Regions from separate parts of the Homo sapiens genome. Here region 1 is linked to region 2. Evidence: chromatin loops called from intact Hi-C (ENCODE). Cell type or tissue: tibial artery. All regions are shown on one strand. Each heading gives the region's core, and the rest is flanking DNA. Links, peaks and the distances in the headings are about the cores only.

Evidence for each region. Hi-C counts contacts between places; a loop is a spot of excess contacts. Peaks named below come from ENCODE experiments on the same cell type or tissue, not always from the same donor. Only the 100,000 strongest peaks of a DNase experiment are listed, where the experiment ranks them.
Region 1: a loop joins it to region 2, with 2.2 times the contacts of the local background. A loop is called at or near these places in 6 of 110 quality-filtered maps.

Annotation. Positions count from the first base shown.
Region 1 is chr1:12,283,306-12,286,210 of GRCh38, reverse strand. VPS13D (vacuolar protein sorting 13 homolog D) reads right to left here. Exons shown (of 70, transcript NM_015378.4): 21 at 2,475-2,905. Among named protein-coding and RNA genes, the nearest start is that of VPS13D, 55 kb to the right of the region's middle. In tibial artery, for the core only: no CTCF peak of the experiment used is centred there; no DNase peak of the experiment used is centred there.
Region 2 is chr1:12,228,852-12,231,756 of GRCh38, reverse strand. VPS13D (vacuolar protein sorting 13 homolog D) reads right to left here and starts at 1,727. Exons shown (of 70, transcript NM_015378.4): 1 at 1,637-1,727. RefSeq lists silencers at 1,668-1,836, 1,373-1,902 and an enhancer at 1,048-1,978. In tibial artery, for the core only: a CTCF peak has its summit at 1,807 (motif pointing left); a DNase peak (open chromatin) is centred at 1,838; H3K4me3 peaks cover 1,873 bases; H3K27ac peaks cover 1,460 bases.

The sequences.
Region 1 (2,905 bases), core at 223-2,722, 54 kb before region 2:
AGCTACTCGAGGGACTGAGGCAGGAGAATAGCTCGAACCCAGGAGGCAGAGGCTGCAGTGAGCCAAGATCATGCCATTGCACTCCAGCCTGGGCAACAGAGCAAGACTCCTTCGAAAAGAAGGAAAGAAAGGAAAGGAAGGAAAGGGAAGGAAAGGAAAGGAAGGGAAGGGAGGGGAGGGGAGAGGAGGAGAGGAGAGGAGAGGAGAGGAGAGGAGAGGAAAGGAAAGGAAAGGAAAGGAAAGGAAAGGAAAGGAAAGGAAAGGAAAGGAAAGGAAAGGAAGAAAGAAATTCATGCATCATTTTATTTAATTCTCCTTATTTTGTAAATGAGAAAACTTTGGCTTACAAAAGCACAGTATTCTACTGAATTATAGAGACCAACAGAATAGAAAGACAAGAAGTTTCTTAAACCATTCATTCCTCTACAATCCACCAATAAAAGGGCATTTTTGAGACAATCAGAGAATCTGATTATGGACTGGTGTTAGAAAATACCAAGGAATTCTTGTTAGTTGGACGTGACAATGCATTGTGGTATGTCCATTGTTTTTTTAGAAATAAATACTGACGTATGTAGAGTGAAATGATATATCTGGAATTTGCTTTAAAATACTTCAGCAGGCAACGCGCAGTGGCTCACTCCTGTAATCCCAGCACTTTGGGAGACTGAGGCAGGCAGACCACTTGAGGTCAGGAGTTTGAGACCAGCCTGACCAACATGATTAAACTCCATCTCTACTAAAACTACAAAATTAGATGGGCATGGCGGCGCGCACCTGTAATCCCAGCTACTCAGGAGACTGAGGCAGGAGAATTGCTTGAACCCAGGAGGCAGAGGTTGCAGTGAGCCAAGATCCCGCCACTGCACTCCAGCCTGGGCGACAGAGCGAGACTCCGTCTCAAAAAAAAAAAATAAATAAATAAATAAATAAATAAATAAATACATAAAATAAAATACTTCAGCAAAGAAGAAAAGGCATAAAGTAAATGTGATGAATTATAGGACTGGGCAAATGGGGGTTCATTATACTGTTTCTCTGTGATGTATCTGAATTTTTTCACAATAAAAATGTTTGTCAAAAATTCTTATTTTAAAAAATGCATTGTTGAGGAACACTTATCCAGTCCTATTCCCTTGTAGAACCAGCCACATCAATCAAGGCAAAGCCCTCTGGGAGCACTGCATATTCAACACCAAAGAGTTCCTGACGCAGATCATCACAGACACTGCAAGAATAAAGTTCCAGGTACAGACACATGAAGCCCAAAGGAATGGCTAACGCCTCTCCAGGTTCCATCCACCTTGCTAAACCAAAAGTACCAGAGGCCTCGGAGTACTGCAAAGTCATTCATTCACCAGACACTGAACAAGAAAGGTAAGCTGGTCCTTTCCCATCTCTACCCTGAGATGTCTTCCATTTCTAGAGGAATGAGGCCTACTATCAGCAAGGGAAATAAGAAAATGGCAACAGGATAAAATGTGATTCTCCTCCCTGACTTCTCCCCAGCAGGAAGTGCAAGTCCACACATGCTAAGACATGTGGATAAAGAACATCCTTGAGGCACACAAATGTTACCAGCCACGGCCGGGGTTCCAGGGCTCTGGACGAGTGCTAGTGACAGCAGGCCTATGTGCCCTCGAATGGGCTATTCAGGTTAACTGCTTTCACATCCTACTGGTCTATCACACAGAGCAGAATAGCCTTAAACTCAAATGCTGTCTTTTTTATGGTTTTTTTCTTAATACTTACAGTATGAGTATCAAGGACAAGTTATAAGTATGGTAATCCATGTAATATAAAAATAATAATGGCTACCATTCATTAAATCCTTATTGTGTGCCACACACTGTGTGGAGGGCCTTACAACAACCCTATGATGGGGGCACCACTGAACATCCTCAGTTTACTCATGAAAACATTAAGGGCAAAAGAGGCCAAGTGGTTTGCCCCAGGTCACATAGCTATATGGGTACAGTGAAAGTACCAGGACTCAAACTCACGGAGTCCAACTTTTGAGACCATTCTTAACAGTTACGCTGTTGCCCTCAATGCAAGCAAATAATGTTCTGAGAGAATGGGGAGACAGAAACAAAAGCCACACTTTAAAGTTGCTATTACAGATTACACACTTTGCTAGGTGCCTTCCACACATCACCTCATTTAGTCATCTTAGATGATGGAAGATGAGGAAACTACGGTTCAGAGAAGCAAAGTAACTCCACTGAATTATAGAGCTCAAAGGAAAGGTAAGATTCTTAAACCACTTATTTTCCCTGCCTCCAGATGGGATTTACAGTAAAACCTTTCCCAAAATATTCATGTCTACCTTTCGTAGCAAACACCTAGAAGACTAGATAGCTCCCCTGCCAACAAGAGATATTTTCCAAAGTAAATGTAAAGTGCTTGTATTTAAATCAACAAGCCCAAATCCATTTTTAGAGCTTAAGGGAGCCAAAGGGAACTGAGGATACCTTGAGATCCAGTTTGGTGTTCACTGGATCCTGAAGTCCAGACTCCATGGAGGCATGTGGCTCCAACTTCACGTTGTGCAGAATGCCCTCAGGAGGCAGCCTCATTGCGTGGTTGTCTGCAGTGGAGCCGATTCCAAAAAAGTCTAATATCACAACCCAGGTTTGCAGTGTGATCAGCACATCCAAGCAATTAAAATCAACATCAATGCTCCGGTTAACTCGATTGTAACTGGAAGAGAATTCTGGATGTTTCTTATCTACCAAGAATATGTTGATGTGGACTAAGGAATCATCAAATTTACTCTTTCCAACAAGTATCTTGGGCTCATCCACTGTTGGAGAAGGAGGTGGGGTCAAGGGATAGTCCTTGTCTTGGACTTCCTTTTGCTTTTTCCGGGACGCAGAGGTGGGCCTTTGATACAACTGGAAGA
Region 2 (2,905 bases), core at 265-2,764:
TTGGCCTCCCAAAGTGCTGGGATTACAGGCGTGAGCCACCGTGCCCGGCCACTATTATAACTTGAAAGGAGTAAATTTGTGAAAACCAAATGTGAAACTGACTAATCTTACTATGGGGACTCCAAACAAATTTGAGCAAGAAGCCAAGGTCAGAGTACTCTTTATTTTTGTAGTTATTGCCACTAATTTCGGCCCTAAATGCCAACTCTGAGTGCCAATTACCAATTATCTCCAAATCAAGGGAAACAACTGTCAGTTTGTAAACAAGTTCAGGCCCTACCCTACTTGCCCTAAACGGAAAAGAATGCAAAGCACAGATTTTAAAAGCATGAGTGATTAGCATTGTGAGGCAACCTGGTCAGTAACATTGAGGCCCAAACCAGAAAGCACCCATTATTTGCTCTGCTAAGCATCTAGACCGTGCTTGAGGCCACTTCAAGGATTCCCTGAAGGAATTCAGTGTCAGCAAGGGCCGCCAGACTGGCCAGAGTCCCAAAGTGTTTACACTCCGGTCCATCAGGACTTCTAGGCAGCTGCCTGGCACTGGCACTAACCCCCACCTGGGCTCCCCTACCCAGTGGGGCGGGTGACAGTAGGGATCAGTGCTGAGCCCACGGGCGGGCAGACAGCCGGGCATGACCTTGAGCCAGGCCCCTCCCCTGAGGAGCGGCCAGACCGGGAATAGGAAGGACTGGCAACCGGACCTGGGCGTCCCTCCCCGAGGCGGCCAGGGCTGAACGCTGCCGGCGCCAGGGAGCTCCAAAACCGGGGCGGGGACGGCTGTGCGACCGGTGGCCCCACAGGAACGGCACTGCCCGGAAGGCGACGCTCCCACAACCCTCCCGCCCCCAGCTCTCGGAACCCTCAGCCCCCTCCAGGGGACAGAGACCCCACCACCCAAGTAAAACCTGGAGGGAACGGCGCCGGGATCCCATACCTAGGAGGAGTGGCTGGGCCAGGGCGTGACCCTGGGGGGTAAAAGGTAAAGAGAGGTTTTAGGCCTGATGTCTGGCATCCCACACCTAGGAGGAGTGGCTGGGCCAGGGCGTGACCCTGGGGGGCAAAAGGTAAAGAGAGGTTTTAGGCCTGATGTCTCCACGCGAGAGTGTGACCTCGGGTGGCTGATTAAGGGAGGTGGCTAAGGCATTCTAGAGAACTGACACCCCACTCTTCGGCGTAATGTGGGGGGCTCGCACACTGGGGTCCTGCATTGAGACCAAGGCTCAGGCGGACAGGCGCGGACTGACACCCCCCAATTCCAGGGCGCCAGGCTGCTGGGACCCCGGAAAGTGTGCCGGGGTCCAGCGGGGGCTCGGGCTCCCCAGGACACGGACGTCGGGGTTCCCAGAGGTTCAGCCAGCCCCGAGCCTGTGCTTGGGGAGCTCGCGGGGACTCGGACGCAGGGGTCCCCGGAGGTGGCGGGCTTGGGGCCCGGGGGGAGCAGACGCCCAGGGTTACCCCGAGGGGCTCAGACCGAGGCCGGACGACGGGGCCCCCAGGCTCCTAGCATCGCTCTCCCCAGGGTGGGCCCGGGCCCCCATGTCCAGGCGGAGCCCTAGCGGCGGCCCGCGGGTCCGCGCCGGCCCTGCAGTTCCCGACCCTGGCCCCGCCCGGCACGGAGCCGCTCGGCCCCTACCTGTCGGTGTCCCGGGCCGCCCGCCCCAGCCCGGCGCTGCGCGGCGTTTCCTCCCCGCCGCTCCTCAATGGCGCAGGCCCGCGGCGCTCAGGCCGGCCCCGACCCGACCAATCGAGCGGCCGACGCGCCGGTGCCTGGCCAGCCGAGCGCCGAGTTATCGAGGAGGCGCCCCCTGGCGCCGGCGGCCGCTCCTGCAGTGGTGCGGGCCCCTCCAGGGTTCGCGGACACTGGGGCTTATTTTATAGGTGGGGAAATTGAGTCCCAGGGGAGGGCAGGGCCACAAATGACTCTGGTTCAGACAGCATGGGAACCCAGGATTCTTCCCACCTACAACCACCCTGCCTTCCATCCAAGCGAAAGGTGCGATTGGCCGTCCGTCTGGCCCACTCACCCACAGTCCGTTCCCCACTTCGCAGCCACAGGGGCCTGTTAATTCAGACCCTGCCCTTCCCTGCTTAAAACGGCGTCCCCACCGTACTTCAGTTAAAACCCACCTCCTTACAGAGCTGCCACCAAGGTCCCACTGGATCTGGTCCCTTCCCATTTCAGCCACTTTTTCCCCGGCCGACTCTGCCTCAGCATCCTTCAGTTTCTGCCCCAGGAACTGTACCTTTGCCGTTGTCTCTACCTAGGACCCTTCTCCTCAGACCAATAGAAACACAATGCCAGCCACATAGGCAATCCACATTTACTAGCTAGTACATTTTTTTTAAACGAAAAAGAAGAAAATGAACTTCATTTTAATATATTTAATCCAATATGTTCAAAATATGATCATCTCAACATGTCGCCAAAAGAAAAAATTACTAATACAATATGTTAACTTTTTTATAGTAAGTTTTTGAAATTCGGGTATATTTTACATTTACTGCGCATCTCAGTACAAACTAGCCAGAATTCCAGTGCTCAATACCCTCTTGTGGCCAATCCAGAGCTACAGAATAGCTCTGGATATTCGTATAGCTGACTCCCTCTGGCTTCAAATATTCCACTCAGAGAGGACTTGTGCCTATCTACGGTTCCATTATGAGCTGGGCACAGTGGCTCATGCCTGTAATCCCAGCACTTCAGGAGGCTGAGGCGGGCGGATCACTGAAGTCAGGAGTTTGAGACCAGCCTGGCCAACATAGTGAAACCCCATCTCTACTAAAACTACAAAAATTAGCCGGGCGTGGTAGTGCACACCTGTAGTCCCAGCTACTGGGGAAGCTGAGGCAGGAGAATCACTTGAACCCGGGAGGCGGAGGTTGCAGTCAGCCGAGATCACCC